Linked DNA regions of Homo sapiens: regions 2, 3, 4, 5, 6 and 7 are each linked to region 1. Evidence: chromatin loops called from intact Hi-C (ENCODE). Cell type or tissue: heart right ventricle. All regions are shown on one strand. Region 1 overlaps SLC35D4 (solute carrier family 35 member D4). Region 2 overlaps CABLES1 (Cdk5 and Abl enzyme substrate 1). Region 3 overlaps CABLES1 (Cdk5 and Abl enzyme substrate 1). Region 4 has its middle 140 kb from the start of CABLES1. Region 5 overlaps SLC35D4 (solute carrier family 35 member D4). Region 6 overlaps CABLES1 (Cdk5 and Abl enzyme substrate 1). Region 7 has its middle 98 kb from the start of RBBP8-AS1.

Region 1 (4,000 bases):
GAACAGCACGGGGGCCAGACCAACTGTGCAAATTCATTTTAGTTTGAGGTCCAAAGGGTACATTTGTTTCTTGTGAAGTAAGTTCATTCTTTTAGTTCCACTTGGTGCAAGAGGAAATAATCACACATATTGGCTGCTTCCCTCTCTGGAATTTGAACTTGGTCACAAACAAGAAGTCAGGAGATTAAAAAAGCAGAAAGCCTTCCAAAAATGTCCGGAGAAAAGGAATTAAGCATTTCCACAGCAGATAGCTTGTCTTCCAAATCTGGAATTTCTGAACCCCTTGGAGAGCCTGGTCTTCCAGACCCCTGGGCCTTGGCCTGTCTCTCAGTTCTGGGGGCCTGGGGGAGAGGGCTGATTTTCCTAAGTATTGCTAGTATATTAAGTGTACAGTGGAACACACAGGCAGCATTTCCTTCACCACTACGCTATTAATCAAGGGTTTCAGATCAAAAGACATGATGGGCTCCTATGCTTTCTTGGAGACCCAAACGATCTCAAATGATTCAACTATCTATTGGTAAGGAAAGTTCTGAGTTCAATTTCTTTGGAGGGCTTTTTAAAATTATGACTGTTATTTTCTTTGTGTTGTTTCTGCGAGTGAGTGTGTGTTTAACTACAAGGAAGGGATTTCTTGGGATCTGGTTTTCATGAAGCCCAACAAGATTTCTTGTTCTCTTTCAGCCACGATTCCTCTGAATAGCTCTACTGTCAAACCGTGTTGGTAGAGGGAATTTGTAAATGACAACATCAGTTGTCATTTAGTGTGCGAAGAGCGTGGATATATTCTGAAGTCCCTTTCCCCATAGAAGTGATAGGCAAGGGTGCCCTGGGGACCCCAGACCTAGAGAGTGGCCAGAGCCCTCCATTCAGGCAAAGTGGAGGGAGAGTCTGTCCACGTCCATGGAGAATTCGTTCCGTCTCTTTGGCAGCTGTGTGCTCTTGGCCCTTTCCCAGTTTCCTTCTCAGTGTGAGAGGAACTGCAGCGCAGCCAATGTGATAATGAGGAACGGCGGAGAGGGAGACGAATGAAACTTAGGACCTTGAGTCCTCTCAGGCTTCACCCCTCTCAGCACCCAGTCTTTCATCAGAAATGCTCCAGCAGGGTGAACGGGACTCATGGCGCGTGGCAGCTTTTACAGCCCAGCCCAGGCTTTGGAGGGGGTCTAAAGAGCAGAAGTGTGGTCAGAGGAAGACTAGGAGGGAGGAAAAGAAAGAAAGAAAAAAAAACACAGTCCTCGGGAAATCATAACCCCCACCCAAATCCTGAAAACTGACCCCATAATGAGAGAGAGAAAATAAGAATAGCTAGCCCTTACCTTTGAGCCATTTCTAAAACCATCACACATTGGTTTCTCACACACCACTTAGCTGACTTCACACCTGTCCCTCCTCCTCCTAGAATTAGCGAGTCCTTGAGAGTGGGGATGCTATTTTCCTCACCCCTGCACCCACTGTGTGTCAGCACCATAACCAATATACCCAGCACACAGCAAGCACTACCAAACCAAGAGTATTGGAAAGACCTGATCATCTCTTGCCTTCCCTAGAGCTAATGTTCTAGTTTCCAGCTGGCTCTGTGGTCCTCAATTTCAAGCTGACCTCAAATATTCCCCTTCGATGCCTTCCACCTGGCTTCTCTTTTGCTAAAGTAGTACTCCTAAGCAGAGAGGGTGCACGGCAACCCAGGAACAGCAAATGTTAGTGACTGTGCTATAAATACCCCCGGAAGAGGTTGCAGCGTGTGGCTGGCTGGCCCCAGCCACATGCAAACTCGATCCAGGAGTCTGCTGCAAAACAACACTCCTGCACCATCTAGTGCTGAACTACACGGCTTAAGCACAAATCAAGTGGCTAAAGAGTTTGTAAACAAGGCTGGGCGCGGTGGCTGACGCCTGTAATCCCAGCACTTTGGGAGGCTGAGGTGGGTGAATCACGAGGTCAGGAGTTCAAGACCAGCCTGGCTAAGATGGTGAAACCCCATCTCTACTAAAAATACAAAAATTAGCTGGGCGTGGTGGCGGGTGCCTGTAATCCCAGCTACTCAGGAGGCTGAGGCAGAGAATTGCTTGAATCTGGGAGGCAGAGGTTGCAGTAAGCCGAGATTGTCCCACTGCACTCCAGCCTGGGCGACAGAGTGAGACTCCATCTCAAAAAAAAAAAAAAAAAGAGTTGTAAACATGTTTTGCTACAGCAACACGCGGCTTATGCAATGGAGTCCGAGTTAGGCCCTCACTGTTGTGTTCTGCAGTTACAATTCTGCTGACTCTGAGTGAGCGAGTGAATCCCATCTTTCTAAAGATTACAAAGCATGAAATTGCCATGGTGAAAAGTGTGACACAATATTACCACATTCGAGACTAACTGATATTTGAACGTGAAGAAAATTTCCTCTCATGTTCTCGCCCTCAAAACTGGCAGGAAAACAGGAGGTCGGTTCCAAGCAGTAATTAGTGCTGCTTGCTCTGTCTCACACATGAGCCACAGACACACCAGGTAACAAGGTTGTTTCTGGGTCAGATTCCTGAGTCTCCCTGCTCCTCTTGTTCCGTGAAATTCTCTAGAGCTCTCTTGAACACCACAGCTAAGGGGCCCCATACAAATAGGAAGTATAAACTCTTTAACAGGGGAAATTTCCTCTACTATACTTAAAAGAGTGCAAGGGGGAAAGGTGATCCTCTTCTCAAGGAAGGTTCTGAGATTCTCGGAGCAAACTCTGTGGTGGGGCCCATGCTGAGGGCATGAAGAACTGTCTGCCTGAGTCCCACCACCGCTGCCAGCGCACTCCAAAGGTGCACCTGCAAGAGAGCTCCTCCTTCCAATCACTCAGGAGTGAGTGAGGAGGGAAGCTCAGTCAAAAGCACTATCCAGAAGCCCTCACACACCCTCTAGAAGAGTTAAAATAGGACTGACAATGTTAAATGCTGGTAAGGATGTGGAGCAACTGGAACTCTCACATACTGCTGGGTGGGAGTGGAAAATGGTACAAACACTTTGGAAAACATCCTTTCTTAGAAAGTGAAACATACATCTACTCTAAGACCCAGTAATCCTATTCTGAAATGTTCATCCAAGAGACGTGAAAACATAAGTCACAAAAAGGCTGGTATGAGAATGTTCAGAGCAGCCTCAAGCTGGGAACAGCCCAGGTGAGCATCAACAGGTAAATGGATAAACAAACGTGGTATATGCATACAATGGAACCCTACCAGCAACAAAAAGGAACAAACTCATGATATACGCAACAACATGAATGAATCTCTAAACATTGTGCTTCATGAGCCAGACACAAAAAGTACTGATGATTCCATTTATAACAGCTTGAGAATAGACAGAACTTATCTATGGTAACAGATATCAGATCCATAGAGGTCTCATGGTGTGGAGAGGGAGTGACTAGGAAGCTTTCTGCAGTGACAGAAATGTTTTATATCTTGATGGGGTATAAGTTACGCAGGTGTGTAGATTTGCCAAAATTGATCGAGCTATACATTTAACATGTATATTTCATATATGTAAATTACATATCAATTTAAAAATGTTTTTAAAGTACTACCAAATAACTAAGATACAGGTAATAAAAGAAGGGGCTGGGTGCAGCAGCTCACGCCTGTAATCCTAGCACTTTGGGAGGCCAAGGCGGGTGGATCACTTGAGGTCAAGAGTTCAAGACCAGCCTGACCAACATGGTGGAACCCCGTCTCTACTAAAAATACAAAAATTAGCTGGGCGTGGTGGCGGGCACTTGTAATCCTAGCTACTTGGGAGGCTGACACAGGAGAATCACTTGAACCCAGGAGGCAGAGGTTGCAGTGAGCAGAGATTGTGCCACTGTACTACAGCCTGGGCAAGAGAGTTCGAGACTTTGTCTCAAAAAAAAAAAAAAAAAAAAAAGAAAAAGAAAAATAGAAAAAAAGAAGGGGTAAGAAGAAACCAAAAAGAATTGAGCCCTGCTGTAAAATGTCAGAAAGTATGAACAGATTCTTCCAAGACTATCCCT
Region 2 (4,000 bases), 99 kb before region 1:
GCGCTCTGTAACTTCCTGCCGTCTGCCACCCCGCCACGTGTATTTAACCCTCGCACTTTCTCCACTGTGGAGATGGCTGGGGCGGCGCCCCACAGTGTGTATTCCTGTCCTCTATGTTAGAGTGCATCAGAAGCACATTTACTGTGCTATCTATATCGCTATATAAAAGTGTTTTATAAAAACCCAGAATAGGAGCACGACGCATGATTGGTGTTTGAGGCGTTTGCCAGCTGGGACAAACTGCGTTTGGAGCTGTGGTTAAGCTGACTAAGGAGGCGGTGGCTCTTTCTTAACATTCCCACGTGCCCAGGGCTGTTCATGCAAGATTTTAATGGTGACTTGTCCTGGCTTACTGGGACAGTCTGTATGAGGCATGTCACCACACTGTCGCCTCATAGCTGCAAGAGAGAGGCACCAGCTGAAGTTCCCCTGACTGAAGAGAGCCTGTGGCCATGTAAAAAGAGAATTAAACTCTTGTTGCTTTTTGTATACCTGTATGCGTTTGTGTAGACGTGTGTCTCACCAGTCACCTTTGCCCTGCATTGCTGATCCCCTTGCGCACACTGATTCTAGTGAGGTCACAGATTCGGAGCTTCACACACCAGCCCAGAGAAAGGGCGATGGAACCGAACCGAGGGTCTGCAGCTTTCGTTAGCAGAGCTGTCAGATTCTTGACAGTCTTGGAGGATGGAGAAATTCAAGCAGCAGCTGGTGAGGGCCAAAACAGAATACTTGGCTTCTTCAGAATCTTAGATTGCACTGAGTTTAGTCCTAAATATTTTGCTAACAAATTTCCTTGGCCAGAATCAGTTGTAAGACAGTGATTTGGGTGGTGGGGGGAGGGAGGAGGGAGAGGATATGATTAATGTGGTCTCTTTGGCTGATCGAAAGCTAGATCAACTGGTACTTAGGGCACTTGCTGTTTATAAAGCAAAATTGAGAAAATATTCAAGGTGCCTCCATCGCCTGAACTACAAAATGCCCTTGGCCTTCCTCACATGGGGTCTGTCACCTTGCATCTCTGATAAGCCATCCACCTTCCTGGTCAGTGCCTACAGGGGGAGAGCCTTTCTGAGAAGCAGGTCCTGTGGTATCTGAGAATGGTCTAGAGAGCTCCCCACTGCCCATCTGCCCCCGAATTTCCTGCCAAGCTCTGGGGAGTGGGGTGGGGGGAGGGACGTCCGATGGATGACAGGCCGCCAGCCCAGACGTGGGGAGAGAAGCCTGAGTCCTTTCCTGTGTGATAAAATCAGGCTAATTTACTTGGATTTGGGGTGATTTGTTTGGTTTTTAGCATTTATGAGGTGAGCCCATGAAGTTAGTGGTCCATTACTTTTTAAAGATGCATTTTCATTTTAAACTGTCTCCTGGCCTGTGGATTTGTGGAATGGACAGTTTTGTGGGTTTTAATTTATTTGTGAGGAGTCGGGGCTGAGAAGGCATTTTATCAGGAGGTCTCCTTTTGCACGTCCATGACATGAGCTTTTCGGAGGCAAAGGAAGTGGAGGAGGGTGAGAGATGCAGGTCACTGCCAGAGGCACCTCTGTGACACGGAACATTCCAGACACGTCGCAGCCTTGGGCTTCGGCGAGGAGGAAGTCTGAGCCTGTGAAGCGAGAAGGCCAGGCAGTAGACTGGCTCTGAGGTTTTGCCCTTTGACCTCCTCCACAGAGGGCAGCTTCAGCCCCTTGTAAGCCCTGCCCCCTCTCAGGACTGCCCTGAGGCCTCTCCAGTCCTCCCCACACTCAGAGATCTGTGGGGAAGCTCCGCCCAGCCACACTCCTTGGGATAATACTAGCCGGTTCTGCCTGATTCCTTTTCCCCCGGAGCCAGCCTAGGGGGCCCGGGACTCCTCTAGTGAGCCTTGACTGTTAGGTAAGAGACAGGAAGCAGACAAGCCAAGAGGTTGCTGCAGCTGCCCCCAGGAGGAAACGGGCAGCAGGGAGTGTGGCCCAGCCCCCACTGTACCCCTCCAGGGGCCCGAGCCCTTGCCAGCCCAATGACACCTTGAAGTCACCACTTTTCCTTTCTTGCCCGCTAATAAAACCTATTTAAACAGGAAATTCATACCAAATGCAAATGGGTTTTGTTTTCCTTGGCATTTTGTTGTTCCGATCACAGATTTCCCTGCCAGGGTGTCTGTGGTTATCAGCTGCAGGCTCAGCTTGGGGCGGCCGCTTCACACAAGCCACTCTGTACCACGTGCCCTACCTTAGTGACGGGAGTAAGGAGCTTCCTTCCCCTCCATGTCATTCCTTCCTGTTCCCTTCATTCCCCAACAGCAAATAAAACTGTTGAATGCTCTGGCTGCTGAGTTCTTTATCTCTCACTCAGACGTTTCCGGCTTAGTGCTGAACAGCTGGCCCCTTGCCCTCCCCAGCCCTGGCTGCCTCCCGTGACTCCTGAGAGCCTGAAGCCTTTCTGCCCTGCTGCAAGCTTAAGTGGGTGGGGTGGGGGGAGGCTGGAGAATGAAGTGCATTTGAGCCAGGTGGTTTTGTTACCTGTTCAGCAACAAAAGACATCTTTCAAATCAAGGGGGATTTTTGGGGTTGGGGATGGGGGCGCGCCCTGACGTCACCTCCCCGGGGCTGTTGGCACAGTTGGGTAAGCACAGTGCTGAGGGCCAGCAAGAGCAGGGAGTAAACTGAGTGTAAATCTGGAATCACATCACCAACACCAATGTCAATAAAAAGCAGCTTCCAGTCATGCAGCTGCAAAGCAAAGCTGAGATTCAAAGCTGGAAAAGAAGAAAAATGGCAGGTGAAGGGGAAAGGTCCTCTTGCCACCTGCACACAGCCCAGCGGAAGGGACCCAGGCCAGGATGGGAAGGGGTGCTATCTAAGAGCCCCCACCCCATAAAGGGCCCTTTAGACTTCGAAATAGGTAGTCCAGAAAGGCTGCAAACCTAAGACTGGCAAAACCACAAAGAAATGCCTCGCGAGTACTGTGCTTCCTCACACACAGACTTCTTGACTTCAGATGACACATCATCTATACAACATCAATACACCTAGTACGGCTAGGTGTGGTGGCTTACACCTGTAGTCCCAGCTACTCAGGAAGCTAAGACAGAAGGATCACTTGATCCCAGGAGTTCAAGGCTGCAGTGAGCTAGGATCATTCCACCTTATTCCAGTCTGGGCAACAGAGCAAGACCATGTCTCTATTTTGTTTTTTAAGGGCTGGGTGGGGCAGGCACAGTGGCTCACACCTGTAATCCCAGCACTCTGGGAGGCCGAGGTGGGTGGATTGCTTGACACCAGCCTGGGCAACATGGCAAAACCCTGTCTCTACTGAAAATACAAAAAATTAACTGGGCATGGTGGTACACGCCTGTAGTCCCAGCTAGTTGGGAGGCTGAGGTGGGAGAATCACCAGAGTCCAGGAGGTCAAGGCTGCAGTGATCACACCACTGCACTCCAGCCTGGGTGAAGGGAGCAAGACCCTGTCTCAGAAAAAAAAGAAAAAAGTACATCTAACCTACTAAACATCACAGCTTAACCTTTCCTACCTCAAATACACTCAGAACACTTTTGTACAGTATTTGATAAATTACATGAGATAGTCAACACCTTCTTACAAAATAGGCTTTATGTGAGATGATTCAGCCTAGCATCTCCAAGGGGTATCATACAGCACATGGCTAGCCTGGTAAGGATCAAAATTCAAAGTACATTTATACGGAATGCTTTTGCACCATCATAAAGTTGACAGTTGTGCAAGTCAAACCATCATAAGCTGGGGCTTCCATATGCCATCTCTCACCACCATCTTGCCACTAAGAGCACGGCCCAAGGATCAGCAGCATTCACATCACCTACAGGCTTATTAAAGATGCAGAATCTACATCTTACCATTCCTCCTTGGTGATTTGTATGCCTGTTAAAGTCTGAGAGGCACCATTCCTCCGTATTAGCATAGGACATAAAACTGTCTAGGAAAGAGAAAGGTATAGAGAAAAATCTAAATTTTTTTCTTTAATACCAAAAAGAATAGTGCC
Region 3 (4,000 bases), 130 kb before region 1:
TTGATCTTTCTTGCTAAATCCTACCTTTCAAAACAAGCCCATTACAGAGAAGAGGAACAGATGTTGCCCAGCTTTTTCACTGTAACTGTAACATCAAACCTTCCCATAGCTGTAAACACTCTTCTCAGATGAAGCTTGTAAATTATGCCATTTTCTGGGAAGAGTCCCAGCCTTAAACCAGCTCCTTTTTCCTCAACTAACACTTGCCAAGGCCAGCCTGAATCTTTCTGCCTTTTATCCACATTAGTCACGGCCTTCTCTTTTCTAGTGTGGATTTGTGGTTTGGCTTGGTGACCCTCAGCTCACAAAATGAGTTGCAAGCAACTTTCTCAACTTTCCTAAATAGGCAGACCCCACTTAGTAAACAGCTTGTCCAACACTTCTATCCAAGACCACTTCTCTTCCCCTCGCTTTCCAGCCCCCATTGTGGGCTACTGTGCCACCGCCATAGGGCCAGGAGTGGGAAACCTGGGCCCTGCAAAGGAATTTATGGATTTACATGTAGAGAGAGGGAAGGAATTGTGAAAAACAGGAATAGCTTAGGGGAAAGGGTCCTGGAGTCCTAAGAAGGAAAGGGAAGTTCAGAGAAGAAGGTGAAATAATACAAACTTGACCTTTAAAGTGTTACTCAGCTGGGCACAGTGGCTCATGCCTGTAATCCCAGTACTTTGGGAGACCGAGGTGGGCGGATCACAAGGTCAGGAGTTCAAGACCAGCCTGGCCAACATAGTGACACCCCATCTCTACTAAAATTACAAAAATTAGCCGGGCATGGTGGCATGTGCCCGTAGTCCCAGCTACTCGGGAGGCTGAGGCAGGAGAATTGCTTGAACCTGAGAAGTGGAGGTTGCAGTGAGCCAAGATCGTGCCATTGCACTCCAGCTTGGGCAACAGAGTGAGACTTCATCTCAAAAAAAAAAAAAAAAAGTTCCTGAGGGTCAAGCCTGGACCAGGAAACCAAGAGGAGAGACTCAACTTCCTCCTATTTTTTTACCCTCATACACCCTCTGACCTTTTGCTTCTATGACCCGAGCTCTTGTTTTTGCTTTTGGGCTGATTCAGTTACATTATAGGCTCAGAGAGCCTTGGGTAGGCTAATCTCCACTTACTGCATCAATGAAAAATGCATTCTGAGTTCCAACTTGCCAGCCCAGGAGCTTCTAGAGCACGACCCACTGGTGAGTGAGAGACTGCAGGTGTTGTATGGAGAACTAGTCCTAGAATTGTCCCTATGCATAAGGGAACCGACACCAGCCACCAAGTGCTCTTTACTTCCTGAGATCTGGATGTGGGTTGGTATTTCTGTACACATGGATCCGACCAGAAGAAAGTAGGAGAGAACCTAGTAAACTTGAGATTGGAGGTTATGTGAAATCACCAAACTAGATGATTCCAGCAAAAAGAGTTTCTGTGATGTGTGTGTAGGTTCACACCCCTTAAGATAACCATACTTGACTGTATGATAGTCGCAGGAGTCACTTACTTACTACAGATGCATCAGAGACCATGTGATGAAGAAGATGGCTTCCCAGTGGAGTTGCAAGGTGCCTCTGGGGGGTGTGTTTTTAAATTGTCAACAGCTTCCACATGGTGTTTATATCCTTAACTTTTGGCATTGGGGGCATTCAGATGAGGTCATCCGCTTGGGTCCATTTCCTGAGTGTTGATCATTTTGCGACACAGAGAACAGCGTCTTCTATTCTTAGAGCCTTCAAGCCTAAATGCTCCCTGCCTGGCTCCAGGCCCATGCCCCCTTCCTCCCCACCCACTTTCCCCAGAAAATTTTTGTTGTGGAAAATTACACATTCACAAATTGTGTTTCTTTCCTCACACCAAGCATATTCCCACACAGAGACAGATTCTGGAATGATCTCATGGATGACTCATGCCATTATCTGGCTGTTTATAGGAGCTGCCTTTAGACAAAGATTTGGTCATAAGCTACGTTAAGACCCCTTCATTGTCTGCCAGTTGCCCTTGCAGGGGATGGCTTATGGCTTATCGATGGAGTCCTGAGTGGGAGTGGGAAGGGACTTCTAGACTAAAAGCTGCTTTTGACTTCACTTTTGTCCATCAACTGTGGACCCTGTTCCATTGTCTCTGAACTCTGGAGGCACCTTCTGCTTGATGTCAGCAAGCAGGCCTGGTCCAAGATGGCAGCTGCACTGTATCGGAAGGGCAACAAACGGGACTCTTAAGCTAAGGGGAAGACTTGTGTCGTCGACTTCCGGCCCATGTGTAATCTCTTAATTAAAATTTAGCTCACAAGTGGTATTTCCTTTCGTAATCCAGCTTTCAGGCTTTGCTTTAGGTGCAGGAAATCTCTCACTCCTTATTCTCTTTGAAGGGTCTGGAAATCCTGTTAATATTTAATTGGCTTTTAAATTATTGACACATCAAAGTGTTCAACCTATTGTTGTCCTTTGAAGAGCTAGCGCCTAGTGGAGCTCCTGGCAGGTGTTCCAAGTTCTTGGGCTTAGAGCACCATTAGAGAAAGGATGGTGGAGAGAAGTCAGGACCACTCCATTTTGGAAGCAGAAAGCCTTGGAACCTAGTTAATTGGATCACACTTTTTCCATCTAGTTTCCAGGTGTTAGATATTTAAGTCTTGTCTTTTTTTAAGAGAGTAATATTAATTAGTTCATTGATCATGCTCCCTGAGGAAAGGGCCATAGCTTGAACTTCTTGTTATCTAATAGGGAATCTTGTTTTCCTGTCAGAATCTGTTTCATGCATTATGGCTCAGTGAGCAGCTGGCTGGGCCTCTGCCAGGGAGCCACAGAAGAGGAAACTAAAAATCATTTTGCCTTTTACAAAAGATGAAGTCCAGAGTCGGCCGTTTTATGATTAATAATGACCTAGGTATTCCCCTTTGGCCCCAAGATAGCTAGATTAGCCACCTGCTTTGATCAGGTGACTCCACAGCTGTGCATGTGTGCTTTGTGCTGAAGAAGCCAAAACTAAGACAGGGGTCCAGGGGTTTCTAACAGTGAAATTACAGGCATTCAAGGAGAGCTACATTAAATTAATTTTGGTGCCATCCTATGAAGGATGAGTTTACACTCCCAAAATGAACCAGCCTGTTTTTCTGCTCATTGCTTAACGGTATAACTGCTGCTTGGCTGTCTCCCCAAATGTGCTTTTACCTCCTGTTTTAATCCCCACCCCCATCTTCTGAGTCCCTCCCTTTTACCCCCTCCAGTCACTCCCACTCCCCCACCCCCGTGGGCCAGTTTTAAATGTCAGCCTTTGTTTAAAAAAAAAAAAAAAAAAAGTATATATCTTTGTGCTGGATTTTCAGTGTGCTTGTTGCCTACAGCCTCTGCAGAAGTTCACAAACTTGCACAGAATGTGAAAGCAGCTCCTCTAGGTACATGTGGCTAAGCTGCAGCGCTACCCAGGACTGTAGAGAGAAGGAATGACAACCTTGCATCGTCCACAGTTCCTTGCCAGTAGTTCAGTTAGGGTGTCTGTAGAAATGAGATCACTTCCTATAACCTGACTAACCGTGTTCACCTCTGAGTAAAAGCTGCAACATTTTAACCTAATATACACAACTTTAGACAATATTCATGTGTAGTATTTGAACTTGCCTCTATGCCATTTTTAAAAGGAAGTGGAATATAAGTAAATTAGTAGGGCCAGGCACGGTGGCTCACGGCTGCAACCCCAGCACTTTAGGAGGCTGAGGAGGGCGGATCAACTGAGTTCAGGGGTTCAAGACCACCTGGCCAACGTGGTGAAACCCCATCTCTACTAAAAATACAAAAATTACCCGGGTGTGGTGGCAGGCGCCTGTAATCCCAGCTACTCGGGAGGCTGAGGCAGGAGAATCGCTTGAACCTGGGAGGCAGAGGTTGCAGTGAGCCGAGATCGCACCACTGCACTCCAGCCTAGGCAACAAGAGTAAAACTCCATCTCAAAAATTATTAAAAAATAAATTAGTATTTGAACACTAGATGTGTCTGGGAAAAATCTGGCTCTTTCAAAGAAAGTGAAA
Region 4 (4,000 bases), 82 kb before region 1:
GTGTGTGCTTGTGTGTCTGCTTGTATTTTGTGTGTGAGTGTGTTTGTGTAGGTGTGCTTGTGTGTGTGTGTGCTTGTGTGCGTGCTTGTGTGTTTTTGTGTGTGCATGTGTGTGTGCTTGTGTGAGTGCTTGTGCGTGTGTGTGTGTGCAGGGTGCAGGGAGGGGCAGCAGAGGGTGGGAACTTCGCAATGTTCTGCCTTCTCCTCACTGTCTCCCTGAACTCATGCACTCACACGGCCAGGCTGCCAACAGACCTTGGGCGCCTCCAGATTTTTCTGGCCCCAGAGGACTGCTCTGATTCCAGCTTACCTCAAGCCAGAGCCTCAGCTATTGAAGCAATAATTCTAGGTGCAGCCTTGGACCTGAAACTGGGCGGGCACCTAGAGGCTACTCAAGGACCATGAACCGTGCCCTCCGGGGGTTGGTGAGACAAACCCGAGGTGATCATTCACCCCACCAGCTTCCCCATCACCTGACCGGAGGCTGAAGGGGCTTCGCGAGAACAAGCTGAACTACAGAGGCAGAGCAGGTAAATGGAGCGGGACAGGTCCTCACAGCCTCTTCAGGAGCTGGGTCAGAAAGAGTGCTGTGCTGTGCTGTGCTGTGCTGTGCTGTGCTGTGCTGTGCTGTGCTGTGCTGTGCTGTGCTTTGTTTGGGGACTTGACGTGGAAGGACACCTGTACCCCAAAGCCAAGGTCATGTAGCCCAACTCTTATAGGGGGTCAAAGGAAGTGGGATGGGGTGTTCTAGAAGGTGTAGCTCTCCCATCCCTGGTGGGCTGCTTTTCAGATGTCTAAAAACAATGCTAGGTAAGAATAAAGGGCTGAGAGACCCAAGAACAGATGTCGTGTGACTCCACTGATGTGAGGTTTCTGGAATAGGCAAATTCATACACACAGGTGGTAGAATGGTGGTGACCAGGGACAGCGAAGGAAGGAACGGGGAGTTAGTGTTCAGTGGGCTGGGGTTTCTGTTACGGATGATGAAAAGATTCCAGAAATGGATGGTGGTGATGGCTGCACAACACTGTGAACATATTTCATACCACTGAACTGTGCACTTAAAAATGGGGAAAAGGGCACCTTTTTTTTTTCTGAGATGGAGTCTCACTCTGTCGCCCAGCCTGGAGTGCAGTGGCGCAATCTCGGCTCACTGCAAGCTCCGCCTCCCGGGTTCACGCCATTCTCCTGCCTCAGCCTCCCGAGTAGCTGGGACTACAGGCACCCACCAAAACGTCCGGCTAATTTTTTTGTACTTTTAGTACAGATGGGGTTTCACCGTGTTAGCCAGGATGGTCTCGATCTTCTGACCTCGTGATCCACCCGCCTTGGCCTCCCAAAGTGCTGGGATTACAGGCTTGAGCCACCGCGCCCAGCCAGAAAAGGGCACATTTTATGTTATGTGTATTTTACCAGAATTTTGTTTTTTTTTTTTTTAGAAAAAGGAAGAAAGGACTGAGGGACCTAGAGAGGCTGTGTGGGAGAACAATAGGCCCAAGGCAGAGTGGGGCCCCAGCCTGGGGAGGAGGACATTCAAGCAGAGACTGCTGCCACCAGTGTTGTGGTGCTGGTATTTCATAGTTCTTCAGGCCTGCTATTCATAGCTCAGTCCCACCCATATGCACTTGAAGTTATTTGGAATCTAGGACTTAATTATTTTCCAGCTGGCACATACCGCCAAGTCAACCCCGGCGCTAGCCAGTCCCTGCCCGCCTATCCTCCCTGCCTCTCCTTGCTGCCTGGTTACTGAGGGAGGGACCCGCAGAGCCAGCTGCAATCCCATTCCCCTGCCTCCCCTTGCCAGGAGTGGTAGCCAAAGAGACAGGGCTGTCCCTCACTCATGCTACAGGAGCCACACGACATGCACTCTGCAGGACTCATGGAGCTCAGGGCAAGGAGATCTTCAAAAAGTCCTGCTCTGCTCCTCTTACCTTTTCTTCTCCTCTCTACCTGTCATCTAGTGCCATGATAATGCTGCAAATCGAACCACCTCAAATCTTACTGGTTTAAACTAATAGCCATTTCTTTTTTCTCATGAGTCTAGATTTTGCTGGGCAGCTCAGCTGGTCTCACCCAGGCTCACTTGTGTGTCTGCAGTCAGCTGAAGGCTGGCTGGTCTAGGATGGTAATACAGTTTGGCTGTGTCCCCACCCAAATCTCATCTTGAATTGTACTGGCATAATTCCCACATGTTGGGGGAGGGACCCAGTGGGAGATAATTGAATCATGGGGGCGGTTTCACCCATACTGTTCTTGTGGTAGTGAATAAGTCTCATGAGATCTGATGGTATTATCAGAGGTTTCTGCTTTTACATCTTCCTCATTCTGTCTTTGCCTGCTGCCATCTATGTAAGATGGGACTTGCTCCTCTTTGCCTTCTACCATGATTGTGAGGCTTCTCCAGCCATGTGGAACTGTAAGTCCAATTAAACCTCTTTTGTAAATTTCCCAGTCTTGGGTATGTCTTTATCAGCAGCATGAAAACAGACTAATACAGATGGCCTTGGCTGGGAGGACTTAGCTCTGCTCCACATGGTCTCTCAAGCTTCAGCAGGCTAGTCTGGGCTTGTTCTCATGGTGGAAGCTGCCAAAGAAAAACTGCACCAGACAGAGTTAAACAGGCAAGGGAAACTTTATTCAAGACTACTGCAATAGGAGAGAGAGATTAAACTCAACTCTGGATACCACAGAGGTAACTAGGGATTTCTAGCCAACAGGCAGGGTGAAGGAGTCAATTTATCAAGAGGAACTTGTTAGGCATCAAGACTGGGGGTGATTTTTGCTAAACTGGCCTGGCAGAATTCTTGCTAAACTAGGTTGAGCAGGCCAAGGACAAGGCCTTGGGGCTCCGAGGAGGAGGGCTCAGAGGAGTCTGTCTAAAGTTGGATCAAAGATGGAGTCCTCATCAAAGCAGAAGTCCAATAGAACATGTGGAATATACAACACTTCTTAAGGTCTAGACTCCAAAACGGGCAGTACCACTTCTACTGTGTTTATTGGCCAAAGCAAGTCAGGAGGCTAGCCCAAGTCCAAGCAGTGGGGGAATGGCTTCATCACATTGCAAATGGCATGGGCACAGGGAAGGGAGGAAAAATGGGTCTATCTTTCCAATCAATTGATTTCCTACTCTCTTCTTGGGAAGACCCTCTTCCACTGATCAAAACCACTGGGCAGAATGTAGAGCCCCACATACTCCCGCAACCTGACTTATCTGGTGCCCTGGCTGAGTACAGAAGGCTGAACCCTCCCAGAAGGCGCCTGGAAGGGAATTGGAACCCACACAACCTAGGGACTACATGTGCTGATGAGGTTCTCAAGACCAAAAGAAGGCAGAGAATACAATGGGAGCTTAATGAACACAATGCATATAAGTCAGAGACTTGGTCTTTGGTAAAAGCAAAAGTCTGGCTTTCAGAAGTCAGTGTAGTGTCACACCAGGAGCAGAATAGCAATTTACTAGGAAGTGTAGTCATCAAACTATTCATGGCCATCATTTCCTGGGGGTTATAATCCTATATTTCCTGGGAGCTATAATTACTGTAACCCATCGTTTCTTAGGGGCTATAACTACTATAAATTAGTAATCAAACTAATAATGGCTGTCATTTCCGACAGGTGCTGAGGCTGGTGCTAAATGCTACGCGTGAAATCATGTCTAGCATGATCTAAGTAGCCATGGTATTATAACTCCCATTTTTATCATTAAGAAAATTAGGGCTGGGTGTGGAGACTCAAGCCTATAATCCAGCACTTTGGGAGGCCGAGGTGAAAGGATCGCTTGAGCTCAGGAGTTCGAGGCCAGCCTGGGCAACATGGTGAGATCTCAACTCTACTAAAATTAAAACGAAAAAAATATTAGCCGGGTGTGGTGGGGCTCACCTGTGGTAACAGCTACTCAGAGGCTGGGTTGGGAGGATTGCTTGAGCCTGGGAGTTTGAGGCTGCCGTGAGCTGTGACTGTGCCACTGCACTCCAGCTTGGGTGACAGAGCAAGACCCCATC
Region 5 (4,000 bases), 47 kb before region 1:
TCACTTGAGTTCGGATGCCTGCCATCAGGCACTTCGTTCCACTTCCCGTGTCCTTTTCCCCACACGCTTCCTAGTCAGCCCCCTGTACTTAGCGGTGCCTCTGAGCCAAGCATTTGGTGTAGAAAAGGCTAAGTCTTAGTCTGTTTTGGAGGTGAGAATGTTCAAAGAAGCATTTAACTTCCAAATTCTTCAAAAGGGAGGCGCACAGCCAAGGCCGCCCTCATCTCTCTCCAGGGAAGGGGTATATTAAGAAAACTCATTTCCATTTTGTCTCAGCAGTGCAGAACTCGTCTCCAAGGTCAGATGTGCTCATTAACCTGTTCTCGGATCCTCCAGATAAAAACTTATCTGTCACCCAGCCTTTGTCCAATGCACCATCTCTCCGTCCTCACCTAATGCTCCCATCTTTCTGATCCATGACACATTCTAAGAAACCAGGTGCATCCTGGGGAAAGGAGTGATTAAATCATTAATTAATTATTTGCAAATATCTAGAAGCCAGAGGAGAGGGAAGAGGTTACCTCCACATCTCTCAAGGCTGGAAATTCCAGAAAGGTGTCTCAGGAATGGCAGCCACAGGACTCAGACCCCAGAAGTGCCTCGAACCCCCCAGCACCAAGAGAGTGTGTGAACCAGTGGCCCCGCTCTGTCCACACTTGGAATGTCTGCTTAAGGAAAGATGTTTCTGGCTTCCAGTCTTCCACATCCTGCAGGTCAAAACAGCTTCCATGGGGAAGGTAAGCTTAAGAAACTGCTTTCTTGCAGTGAGAGGTGGGATGTAGGCCAGGTTGGGAGAGGTTCAGCTACCATCTCCCTCAAGGGGATTTCATGTGCTGTCTTGGAGGCCTCTTTGGGTCTCCAAGCTGGGAGCAAGGCAGCAGACAGACAAGCAGAAGGAAGGAGTATGTTTATGAACCTCATCGTCACGCATTACCATCTCAGAAAGAAGTCTGGAACTACAAATACAGAATTCTCATGATAGGATATAAACATGGTGAGATTTTGGAACTTTTCTTTGTAGTTAAGTCATTTGGTATCACTTTCTGCCTCGCTTTATTGATTTGTAGCAAAAACCTTGATTACAAAAAAAGACCTGGGTATTGTCCTCAGGGGCAATAAAGAAGTAGAAGCCCAGCCAGACAGACAATTACAAGAATACAAAGGATAGGGAAAGAGATTTCTCTAAGTGGAGACTAGTGGTGGCTTTTTCTCAAAGATCATATTGAATGACAACTTTTGAGCTGATGCGCATGATGAATGTCCCTCTTTTCTCTTCCCTTTTTTTTTTTTTTTGAGACAGGGTCTCGCTTTGTCGCCCAGGCTGGAGTGCAGTGGCGTGATCTCAGCTCACTGTAGCCTCGACCTCCCAGGACTCAAGCACTCCTCCCGAGTAGCTGGGCCTATAGGCATACACTGCCACACCCAGCTAATTTTTAATATTTGTTTGTAGAGACAACGTCTCACTTTGTTGCCCAGGCTGGTCTTGAACTCCTGGGCTCAAGCAATCCCACCCGCCTTGGCCTCCCAAAGTGCTGGAATTATAGGCGTGAGCCACCGTGCCTGGCCCTTCTTTTTTTTTTTTTTATTAACATTTAATTTAGGACTTCTGCATCTATGGTCATAAATGAAGTGGACTAAAATGTTATTACCTCTCAATGCAATTGTCTGGTCTTGGAAACAATGTTGTACTAACCACATAAGTGAGTTCATCAGCTTCTCTGCTTATTATCCTGCAACAGTTATAGATGATCTTGACTCTGAAAGTTACCCGTGACTTGAAGGCCCCTGGATCTAGATCTCCTAGCTGGGGGTGATCTTTAATAGCTATTAGCCTAATCAAGTCTTCTCTTTCTCATTGTTGCATATTTTCCATTTTCACTTTTCCTCAAAATGTATTTCATCTAGGTCTCCCAATTCATTAATATTTAGCTGTTTGAAGAAATATTTTACATTGTTTGTGCCTGTTTGATTACCTTCCTTTTTTGTAATGTTTCTCTTCATTCCCCCCACCCCCTTCATTAGTCTTGACTGAAGTTAACTATGTTGTTAGTCATTCTTTCCTTTTGCAACTTCTTAGACATGGCCTGGGACGGTGCCAATGGAGATGTATTTCTTGGACTTGCTGAGAAAGGCTCCATCCCACTGATGGATGTTGGCTGTGCTGGCAGCTCCGCATAATGGAACACTTCGCTTGATTTATAAAGGACCCAACTTGTCATTTCTATGTCCTCACCATTGTCTTTATTGTCCTTGCCTGTTTTTACCCGCTGTTCAAGGCCTTCTTTGATTGGCTTCTCTCCTTGTTCTCTGACTGCCTAACTCAGGTGACTTTCAGTCCAGCTGGTAAAAAGGGACAACTGCCCTGTCCCCCACCATACCCACAGCCTGGGATTTGTGCCTCTGCTCCTCCGTGAGCCTCTTTAGCTTAGGAGGAATCCTGTCTGCCGTGAGATAGATAGCTGGTCTGCTCATTCCTCTGAAATGCACCTTTTGCCAAAAAAAACACATCTTAAAAATTTTAAACCAGCCCTTACTTGAAAAGAAGGTTGGTTTAGCAGCCACTCCGGTGCCTTCGCCGTCTGCCACTTCCTGGAAATGTTTGTATAGTCTCCTGCCTTCTCCTGAGTCACCTTTCCAAAATTCAAAATTCTCAAGTTTTATCACCTAAGGAACAAGTGTGCTGCTGCCTGAGACCCTTTATCTTATTTCTGTAGAGAATGTAGACTGAAGTTGTTTGCACCGTGGGACAACTGTGGGGTTGGACGGGCCCATTTTTAATCTATTCGGTACAGGCAAGACTCCTCTGAAAGGATGATGTGTTCTCTCCCCAGCACGTGGTTTCTACGTGCGTGATGCCCCACTACTGTCCTATTAATCAGTGATCTGTTTACAAGCCTATCTCCCCTCTCTGCATTGTGAACTCTTAAGGTCAAAGACTTGGAAGCCATCCCAGGACCAAGGTCAGTGCCGCAGAGCCTGGCTCAGTCACATTCGACAAAGGGTGGAAAGAACCTGAGCCAACCGGGCGCGGTGGCTCATGCCTGTAATCCCAGCACTTTGGGAGGCCAAGACGGGCGGATCACGAGGTCAGGAGATCAAGACCATCCTGGCTAACATGGTGAAACCCCGTCTCTACTAAAAATACAAAAAATTAGCCAGGCGTGATGGCGGGCGCCTGCAGTCCCAGCTACTAGGGAGGCTGAGGCAGGAGAATCGCTGGAACCCGGGAGAGGGAGCATGCAGTGAGCCGAGATCACGCCACTGCACTCCAGCCTATGTGACAGAGCGAGACTACATCTCAAAAAAAAAAAAAAAAAAAAAAAAAAAAAAAGAACCTGAGCCTCTGATCCTCCCTGGAGGGCACATGAACATGCAACAGGCTTGGTACTGGCTTCCTTTTTGCTCACTTGGAAAGTCAGCACAGGGGAAGAGGCTCCTCATGTGCTTGAAAGCTTAAAATTTGCTCTGAGACATGTAGGAACATGTAGTGTCAGCACACAAAACAAAATCTTTTATCATTAAGCCCAAAACAAGCATTTAAAAGCAAAGGGGTAAAATAGGGAAAAGAAAAAAAAAAAGGAGCCCCCTGTGACTCTGGAGCACTTGGAGGCTTACAAAGGAATGCACTGGTGTGAGTGTGTGACAAGAAGCAAAACTTTAATTCCTGACTTCCAGCTCCTGGGTGACAAGGTCATCCAGGATGATCAGTAATTCTACTAAAAACACACAGGTGTGAAATCTACCCAGTTTTCACTTCCTGCCTAGCCCTTGAAGAGCATCATTGCCACCTCCCCATCATTTGCTGAGCACTAGTTGTGGGAATGCATTGCTTTTCCCATTTGTACCAGGGGCTTCCTGAGTGATCCACCTGGTGGTGGGACCTAGAGCACAGGGCCCCCAGGTATTAGCACTGAGGATGGAACCACTGAAGCTGCCTCTTCGCTCCCCTCCTCTCTCACTGCACCCCAACCACCCAAGGCCACACAGTCCACTGAGTGGA
Region 6 (4,000 bases), 120 kb before region 1:
ATTAAAACTCTGTAGCCTTATGTCAGTTCAGGTTGGGTGTTGGCACCAATGAGTACCAAAACAAATTTCATTTTTCAGATCTCATTGAATTTCAGAATTGCAAATAGGAGAAAGTGGACCTGAATGTGGGGTGACAACTGTAGCTTGATCAGAATGCAGAGCTAGCAATGCCTGGGAATAATCACTGGCCTGTTTTTGTCTTCACCTTTTAGACTGTTTCCTATACCCAATTTCTGTTACCCACAAATGCCTTTGGAGCCCGGAGAAATACCATAGACTCCACCTCCTCTTTCTCCCAGTTCCGTAACCTGAGCCACCGCAGCCTCTCCATAGGCCGGGCAAGCGGCACCCAGGGGAGCCTCGACACAGGTAACCTTGGCCTGGCTGGGTCTGGTAGCTCGTGGTGGGAGGGAGGTGCCTCCATTTACATGGGGATTGAGTCTCCCTGTGATGCAGACTGGAAGACAGGGGCTCGCAGGTGACATGACTTTTAGGAAAGCCTGATCTCAAGCCATGCAGGCCCGCAATGAAGCCGCAGGTGATTTCTCTCTAATCAGATGACCCAGTCGTTGACAGCCTGAGCTTCCACGTGGAGAGACGCCAAGGCCGTGCACACCATGTAGAGATGGCTGTGTCTCCCAGCTTCCCTGACCACTCAGCTCCCCCCAACAATGACCTGGTTCTGTCCTATATTTTCATGGTGCTCAATTCGGACTTTAAAAAAAAAAATCTGGGCTCTGAAGTGCAGGTTCAGGTGTGAGAGTTTCCTTTGTGCCTATCTTGGTGGGTGAGCTGAGTTGGCGGCTGAAGGAAGACTTGCATGCTTCCAGCTTTGCTGATCAAACCTTTGTAAGAACTGGCACGTGGAGAAAACACTTTAGGAAGCAGTGCCGTGTCTACTCTCAGGGAAATTCCAGGTGGATGTGAAGTTCCCTAGGTCTGCCCAAGTGCTGAGTTCTGAATCCCTGTCCTAGTGTTCCGGCCACCTCTGATCGTTCGCAGCTGTGCCTTGGTGGCCGCTCTGATTTGTATTCATACGGACACAATAGCATGCCTGGAAGTATTCGCACCAAATCGTGCTGCACAGGCGTCTCCAAATTTGATCTGCAAGTTTGAAAAAGGAACCTCTTCGGGGCCACACTCTGAGAGTGTCTTCTGCATCTTGCACGCTGTGTGAAGTTTTTTGCTCTCCTGGCCCAGGGAGATTAAGACATAATTTTCTAAAATGGAAAAAAATGTCAGGATGTTAACAATTTGGTGAACCCTTTTAAGAGGAGAATCCACTTCACTGGCACACGGAGATGTCTAATAAAAGTCAGTGAGTGCCGTGACGTTGAGCTAAGTGCCCTAAAGCCAGCCTTTCTTCATTCCAGCTATACTTGGCATTCTCCTGGCTGTCTCTGCTGGGGAGGGTCCGGAGCCGCTAATTATCATTTTGCATTTTGCATGTGATCTTCAGGTAGTGACCTGGGAGACTTTATGGACTATGACCCAAATCTCTTGGATGACCCCCAGTGGCCTTGTGGCAAACACAAACGCGTTCTGATCTTCCCTTCCTACATGGTGAGTAGCGTGGAATGGAGGCTCCGTTTGCTGCACCGTCAGTTGCCCCACCTGGGTTGGTGGCCGGCTGGGGGCTTGTTCAAAGACTGCTCTGCCTGGGGGACCTTCATGAGGAGCTCCCCGGTGTGGGTGCCCACGGAAGGACCAGTATTGCCTCCTGTCCAGAATCCTGCTGGCCACCTGGCCTGCAAACACCACTTTCAAGGCTGGGCTGCCAGTGTCCACAAAGTCACCAGCTCAGGTTGGGGGACCCTCTCCTCTGAAGGGGGATGTCCGAGCTTATACCTCCACAAACCCCCGTGGAGAGGACCAGGCCCATCCCTGGTAGCGCTGAGTTCAAGTCCAGCTCCGTTTGGAGTTCCTTGGTGGCTGCAGGCCTTCGTGTGCATGCTGAGCAAACATTTGGCCCCAGGCTGGGGATGACAGAATTCTCTCCTGGGAAAGTGAAAGTAGGACACTGTGGGTGTTACATGCAAAACCTTTCTCTGCTGTTTTTATTTCATGGACTCTTCCTGTTTTTCCCTGTGTGTAATTTTGGTTTCTGCTCTCGGCTGACCACTGTTTCCCACCACCAAGGGCTGCCATCTCCTCTGCAGACACCAGAGGGGCCTGGCGGGGCCCTGGGCGCTTTCTCTGGGCCGACTTGCCCTGACTCTTGCGGCAAGCAGAGCCCCGCCTGCTGTGGGAGGAGGGGGAGCTGCACTTTCAGAACAGTCGATTGGCCAGGCCTGCCATGCACAGCATCAGGTGGGAGACATCCACCCAGAATGCCCCCACCACCTCCCTGCGTTTTGCATGTCCTGGCCCATGAGCCGGGCCTGGCGGGGCCGGCACAGCCGAGCGCTTCCTCCTCTGGTTCCCTCCCTCCTGTGCTCCCAGCCTGAGCTGTTCTCTGGAGCCCCAGCCTTAGGAGTGAACCAGGGGGTCTTTTTTCTCCCCTCGGCTTTTGTGTCTGCAGTAGCCAGAGTGGAAACCAATCCCCCGTACTCAAAGGAAACCCAGATCTTCATTCAGAACTGAGGGTTCTCCGCTGTTTGTCAGAGAAACACCAGGCAGAACTTGGGGCCTTGCCAGTTACTTTCAGCACTTATCCTCTTGTTCTTTGGCACATAGTTCAGTGGTCATTTTCGTATGCCACACGGCGTCAGAATGCATTTAGTCATTGGAGAATTTATTCAAGTCAAAGGCATTTAGTTTGAAATTGCCGCTTCTCCTCACTCTCCCTCACTCATGCCCCAACTTCTAACACAGAAAGCAAAATCAGAGTCATGTATAATTACTTTTCTTCCACTCTATGATCTGTTTATTTAAAAAACCAGGGCATATTCATCTTTGGCAGAGGCAAGCACGTAATAAGTGTTCAATAAATGACCAGAATGATTGCCCTGATGTCAAGGAGGGAGCAACTGGTGTAAGAATAAGGATGCTTTATGTGGTTCACTGCCTTACTTATTAAAATTCACTTTATTTATTAAGCAACATGGCCAGGAAACTGGCTCAGGGAGTCCAAGTGAGGCTTTCCTAGTTGATAGACAGGAAATGGGGGATCCAGGCTAGAGCTCCTGGCTCGAGGCTGTTTTCACGTTGCCCAGCTGTCTCTGAATTCCACATTCCTCAGCAGTCAGCCCCACAACTGCCGACCTCGGGGTTGGACATGAAGATCATTCTTTGGGCCAACAGTGTAGCAGATTTCTAGGTAACCAAGAGAATAGGAAGGTACACTATTTCGATGTTGGCGGGAGCTGTCCTAACAGACACGTGCCTGGTGATAATGCCGACCTCTCCTTTTATAGGCCTAGTGTTGGGCTGGTGCTAGATCTGATCTTTTTTATCTGATCTTTTTTTTCTTTAAATGATTTCATTGTGAGCCTTGAGGTTCCAGGCCGCAGTATGTGTGTATGTGCGTGTGCACGTATACACATACAACTTTTCCTCCTTAGACTGTGCTAGAAGACTTGCCAAGTCAGCATGTATGTCCTGCCCTCCTCATTTGATGTTCCCAAGTGGATCATTTTTAATTTCACTGCATTGGCTCTGCAGTCAGTGCTTCTGGGAATAGTCCATGCTATAGAGAATGGAATTGCGCATGGACTGCATTTTCCTGGTCGGCTCCTGGAGACCTATGTTTCCTATTCTGGCCACAGATGTTGGCACTTTGATAAAATGTGGGAAATCCACGTTTCAGAATTCTCGTCTAAGTTCTTGACAGTGTGTTGTGTATTACAAAGGGCCTCAACCCCCCAGCTCCCTGGAGACTTCTTTCCTAGAAGCCGACATGGGTTACAGGCCGTTTCTCATGCATTTGCATTGAACTTGTAGGAAACAGAGTGGGGCAGTTGGGGGTGGGGGCGCTGGGGTGTTTGCTTTATTTTTGTGTGTTGGGGAACAGGTATAGAATTCGCCTGTTGAACCAAGTATTGATTGAGGCCTTATTATG
Region 7 (4,000 bases), 330 kb before region 1:
TAGGAGAGACGGTGAAACCCCGTCTCTACTAAATGTGCAAAAAATTGGCCGGGCGCGGTAGCGGGCGCCTGTAATCCCAGAGACTCGGGAGGCTGAGACAGGAGAATGGCGTGAACCCAGGAGGCGGAGCTTGCAGTGAGCTGAGATAGCGCCACTGCAGTCCAGCCTGGGCGACAGAGCGAGACTCCATCTCAAAAAAATAATAATATAATAATAATAATAAACTGCAACTAGCATGTATTTTTAAATGTATGTAGGGCATTAGACGCTCTGAAAGAAATAACTTTGAAAGAGGGCAAAGATTTCTCCCAAGATTGTCTTTCTTTAAATTTTTTGTGTTTTTTTTTTTTTATAGAGATGAGTTTTCACTATGTTGCCCAGGCTGGTCTTGAACTCCTGAGCTCAAGTGATTCTCCTGCCCCGGCCTCCCAAAGTGCTACGATTACAGATATGAGCCACTGAGCCTAGCTCCAAGATGGTCTTTCATTTGTAATTCAGTTACATAAAAAGACTAATGTTACATAAACCAAATAACACTAGTTCATTTATTTAACAAACATTTATTCAGCACTTTACCAGGCATGATACTAAGTACAGTGTCAGAATTAGACAAAATTTGACAAATATTCTCTAAAAGAGCAAGCTTTTAAAGAAACACCTAAGAATCTTACTTTGTCATCTTTGTCATCTCATAACATCCATGAGTTTAATTTTGAAAAATGCCACTGCAGAAATAAGCATTTGAACTGTATCTCAAATTTTACTATCCAACTGTGTATTTTCAGCATATCTAGCAGTTTAAGTGACACCTCAGTCTTTCTCTTTGCCGAGTTGAACTGTTAGAATAGTCCTTAGAAAGCCGAAGTGTTGACTGGACACAGTGGCTTACGGCTGTAATCCCAGCACTTTGGGAAGCTGAGGCTGGAGGTTCACTTGAGCCCAGGAGTTCAAGACTAGCCTGGGCAACATGGCAAGACCTCGTCTCATAAAAAAATAATAATAGGCCGGGCGCAGTGGCTCACACCTATGATCCCAGCACTTTGGGAGGCCAAGGCGGGCGAATCACCTGAGGTCGGGAGTTCGAGACCAGCCAGACCAACATGGAGAAACCTCATCTCTACTAAAAATACAAAATTAGCCAGGTGTGGTGGCACATGCCTGTCATCCCAGCTACTCGGGAGGCTGAGGCAGGAGAATCACTTGAATCTGGGAGGCGGAGGTTGCAGTGAGCTGAGATCATGCCATTGCACTCCAGCCTGGGTGGGCAACAAGAGCAAAACTCCATCTCAAAATAGTAATAATAATAACTAGGTGTGGTGGTGTGTGCCTGTAGTCCCAGCTACTCAGGAAGCTAAGGCGGGAGGATCACTTGAGCCTGGGAAGTCGAGGCTGCAGTGAGCCGAGGTTGTGTCACTGCACTCCAGTCTGGGTGACAGAGCAAGATCCTGTCTCACAGAAGAGGAAAAGAAAAGAGAAGAGAGACAAAAGAAAACTTAAGTGTCCTTACACTTGAATTCTTTGGCATGCACTTAAGCAAAGAATGAAACAGTTTTCTGCTATCACACCAGCAGAGGCCAGAAGAGAGCTATTTTTATTTTATTTTATTTTATTTTATTTTATTTTATTTTATTTATTTACTTTTTTTTTGAGACAGAGTCTCACTTTTATCGCCCAGGCTGGAATGCACTGGCGCGATCTTGGCTCACTGCAACCTCCTCCTCCCAGGTTCAAGCGATTCTCCTGCCTCAGCCTCCTGAGTAGCTGGGATTACAGGCATACGCCAACATGCCTGGCTAATTTTTTTTGTATTTTTAGTAGAGACGGGGTTTCACCATGTTGGCGAGGCTGGTCTTCAACTCCTGTCCTCAGATGATCCACTGTCTCGGCCTCCCAAAGTGCTGGGATTACAGGCGTGAGCCACTGTGCCCGGCCGAGCGCTATTTTTGGAGAAATAATTAGTTGGAAACTAGGGGCTGAGCAATCAAAAGAGAATTTCTAGGATATACAGGATATGAATTGGATACCTTTGGCACAGTAATGATAGCTCATCAGGCCAAAAAGAGCTTTCAACATAGCTATTGTTGAAATATACAAAGGGCAGAGGCAAGAATTCATGGTCTTGAGAGGAAAAAAAGTCAACATTGTGTACCTATATATTGGGCATTTAGGAATACAAAGAAATGTATGAGATCATATTACCCAGGGGGAGAACAGGCAGCCATAAAAAGATGCCTAAGAGGTCAAAGAGGCTTAGGCTGTGCCGAAGAAATCTTAAGGCCAATTAGAACCCAAACTATGCCTTAGGATGAGTTAACCTAGAGAAGCAAAGAGGAGACAATGCAATCTAAGTTGGGAAACCAACTAATTGGAATGTGGAAATGCTAAAATACTGAGTCAGAAGGGGCTTTAGAGATCATCTGATTCAAGCCTCTCACTTTGTAATGAAGAAACAGGAGCCCAAAGAGTCAGTGATTGCCAAGGTCCCAAAGGGCTAGAACCAGAATGTATGGCATCTGGGACCTCAGTTTGATGTTCTTTCCCCTTTGTAGGTATATGTATTAGAACTAGGGAGTAGAGCTAGTATGTGGTTTAAGTAAGCAAGGCAGTAAACTTGGGTCTTGACTGCAAAATTAAGACTTTAGACTTGAGTCTGTAGTACTGTGGTTTTTCAGACCATTAGTAGCAGATCCCTTTCTTCAAATTAAATCTTATACAGAACTTCAGTAAACAATGATACTTTAATAACATGAATTTATTTCAAGCATTCAATTTTATCACCTTTACTTATAAGTCCACCTAGTCAAATGTTTTCTGCACCTCAGGCCAATTATGTCTGAGGGTAAGTTCCAGGCATCAGTAATTTTGGGGGAGACAGACTGTCACCCAGGCTAGAGAGCAGTGGCACGATCACAGCTCACTGCAGCCTCAGCCTCCTGAGTAGCTGGGACTACCGGCGTGCCACCATGCCTGTTTTGTATTGTTTGACTTTGTAGAGTTGAGGTCTCGCCATGTTGCTCAGGCTGGTCTCAAACTCCTGGGCTCAAGCGATCTGCCTGCCTTTGAGCCACCACACCCGGCCCATCAATATTTCTTTTAAAGCTCCCTGTGTGATTCTGGTGTGCAGCCAAGTTTGAGAACACTGCCCTAAGTCATTGTTACAGGCTAGTACAGTGGCATTCAAACTTTGGTGTACAATAGAATCACCTGGAAGGCTTGTTAAACCACAGATTGCCAAGCTCCACCCCAAAGTTTCTGATTTTGTCTGAGCATTTATATTTTTAACAAGTTCACAAATCAGTATAAGGCAAATTAAGAAATATTGCTATGACAACAAGGAAAAGTAGTAAAATGTTAAACTTCAAGACAGTAGAAAACATTTTGAGCTGTGTAGTAATGCATTAATTTAGATGGCATCATCAGGCCCGCAATATATATAAAATGGATTTGGTGACGGCGTGGTCAGGCATAGAGTCAGGTGTGCAAGAAAAGCATTTAGTAACCTATTATAATATTCCAAATATGAGGAGCACCTGGGGCTAAGACATGGCAGTGCAATGGAAAATAAAAAATTTAGTAACCACTTAATGATTGTTACATGCCAGAACTAGCAGCTGAGAGTAGAAAGATGAATATGACAATTCTCCTCAGTGAGCCTATAACCAACTCAGTTGTCACAACGAACATTGCAAAATTAGAATCATTAAACTAGGTCTCCTACTAGAAATGGGGAGGGACCCTTGTTCTACATGTCATTTATAATTGTAACACTTTTTAAAAGAGAAATTATCAGTAATTCTACAGTGAACTTTCTTTTTACATATTTAAGAATCCAGGGACAATTATGTAGTAGATATTTGCCCAACACATTCTGCACTCAAATTTGAGGCTGCCCACTATCCCCTTGGAGATTTGTCCAGGAAATTTGCTTTTTTTTTTCTATTTATCCTCTAACCATTTATTCAGAAAGATAATTATCCATTATTCATGCTTACTGAGTCTG

What was found. Hi-C counts contacts between places; a loop is a spot of excess contacts. Peaks named below come from ENCODE experiments on the same cell type or tissue, not always from the same donor. Only the 100,000 strongest peaks of a DNase experiment are listed, where the experiment ranks them.
Region 2: a loop joins it to region 1, with 2.1 times the contacts of the local background. A loop is called at or near these places in 15 of 110 quality-filtered maps.
Region 3: it touches region 1 in a loop (14-fold over the local background); 28 of 110 quality-filtered maps call a loop at or near these places.
Region 4: a loop joins it to region 1, with 3 times the contacts of the local background. A loop is called at or near these places in 12 of 110 quality-filtered maps.
Region 5: it touches region 1 in a loop (2.3-fold over the local background); 9 of 110 quality-filtered maps call a loop at or near these places.
Region 6: it touches region 1 in a loop (4-fold over the local background); 30 of 110 quality-filtered maps call a loop at or near these places.
Region 7: a loop joins it to region 1, with 4 times the contacts of the local background. A loop is called at or near these places in 16 of 110 quality-filtered maps.

Annotation. Positions count from the first base shown.
Region 1 is chr18:23,357,232-23,361,231 of GRCh38, forward strand. The region is part of intron 11 of SLC35D4 (solute carrier family 35 member D4); the gene reads right to left. Among named protein-coding and RNA genes, the nearest start is that of SLC35D4, 79 kb to the right of the region's middle. RefSeq lists an enhancer at 1,521-1,640. In heart right ventricle, a CTCF peak has its summit at 1,817 (motif pointing left); DNase peaks (open chromatin) are centred at 950 and 1,790; H3K4me3 peaks cover 1,854 bases; H3K27ac peaks cover 2,319 bases.
Region 2 is chr18:23,258,165-23,262,164 of GRCh38, forward strand. It overlaps CABLES1 (Cdk5 and Abl enzyme substrate 1), which reads left to right. Exons shown (of 10, transcript NM_001100619.3): 10 at 1-2,306. It also overlaps a transcript of SLC35D4 not described here. Among named protein-coding and RNA genes, the nearest start is that of CABLES1, 120 kb to the left of the region's middle. RefSeq lists enhancers at 1,135-1,798, 1,429-1,478. In heart right ventricle, no CTCF peak of the experiment used is centred here; DNase peaks (open chromatin) are centred at 1,806 and 2,377; H3K4me3 peaks cover 1,007 bases; H3K27ac peaks cover 2,249 bases.
Region 3 is chr18:23,225,492-23,229,491 of GRCh38, forward strand. The region is part of intron 4 of CABLES1 (Cdk5 and Abl enzyme substrate 1); the gene reads left to right. Among named protein-coding and RNA genes, the nearest start is that of CABLES1, 92 kb to the left of the region's middle. RefSeq lists an enhancer at 1,162-1,261. In heart right ventricle, no CTCF peak of the experiment used is centred here; DNase peaks (open chromatin) are centred at 1,650, 2,152 and 2,779; H3K27ac peaks cover 4,000 bases.
Region 4 is chr18:23,275,011-23,279,010 of GRCh38, forward strand. It overlaps a transcript of SLC35D4 not described here. Among named protein-coding and RNA genes, the nearest start is that of CABLES1, 140 kb to the left of the region's middle. In heart right ventricle, a CTCF peak has its summit at 1,543; a DNase peak (open chromatin) is centred at 1,540; H3K27ac peaks cover 353 bases.
Region 5 is chr18:23,309,827-23,313,826 of GRCh38, forward strand. The region is part of intron 13 of SLC35D4 (solute carrier family 35 member D4); the gene reads right to left. Among named protein-coding and RNA genes, the nearest start is that of SLC35D4, 130 kb to the right of the region's middle. In heart right ventricle, no CTCF peak of the experiment used is centred here; a DNase peak (open chromatin) is centred at 2,115; H3K27ac peaks cover 525 bases.
Region 6 is chr18:23,235,683-23,239,682 of GRCh38, forward strand. CABLES1 (Cdk5 and Abl enzyme substrate 1) reads left to right here. Exons shown (of 10, transcript NM_001100619.3): 6 at 213-369; 7 at 1,460-1,563. It also overlaps a transcript of SLC35D4 not described here. Among named protein-coding and RNA genes, the nearest start is that of CABLES1, 100 kb to the left of the region's middle. RefSeq lists enhancers at 1,891-2,080, 2,091-2,210. In heart right ventricle, a CTCF peak has its summit at 2,184; DNase peaks (open chromatin) are centred at 2,049, 2,279 and 2,619; H3K4me3 peaks cover 1,048 bases; H3K27ac peaks cover 1,932 bases.
Region 7 is chr18:23,030,118-23,034,117 of GRCh38, forward strand. No RefSeq gene overlaps it. Among named protein-coding and RNA genes, the nearest start is that of RBBP8-AS1, 98 kb to the left of the region's middle. In heart right ventricle, a CTCF peak has its summit at 1,560 (motif pointing right); no DNase peak of the experiment used is centred here.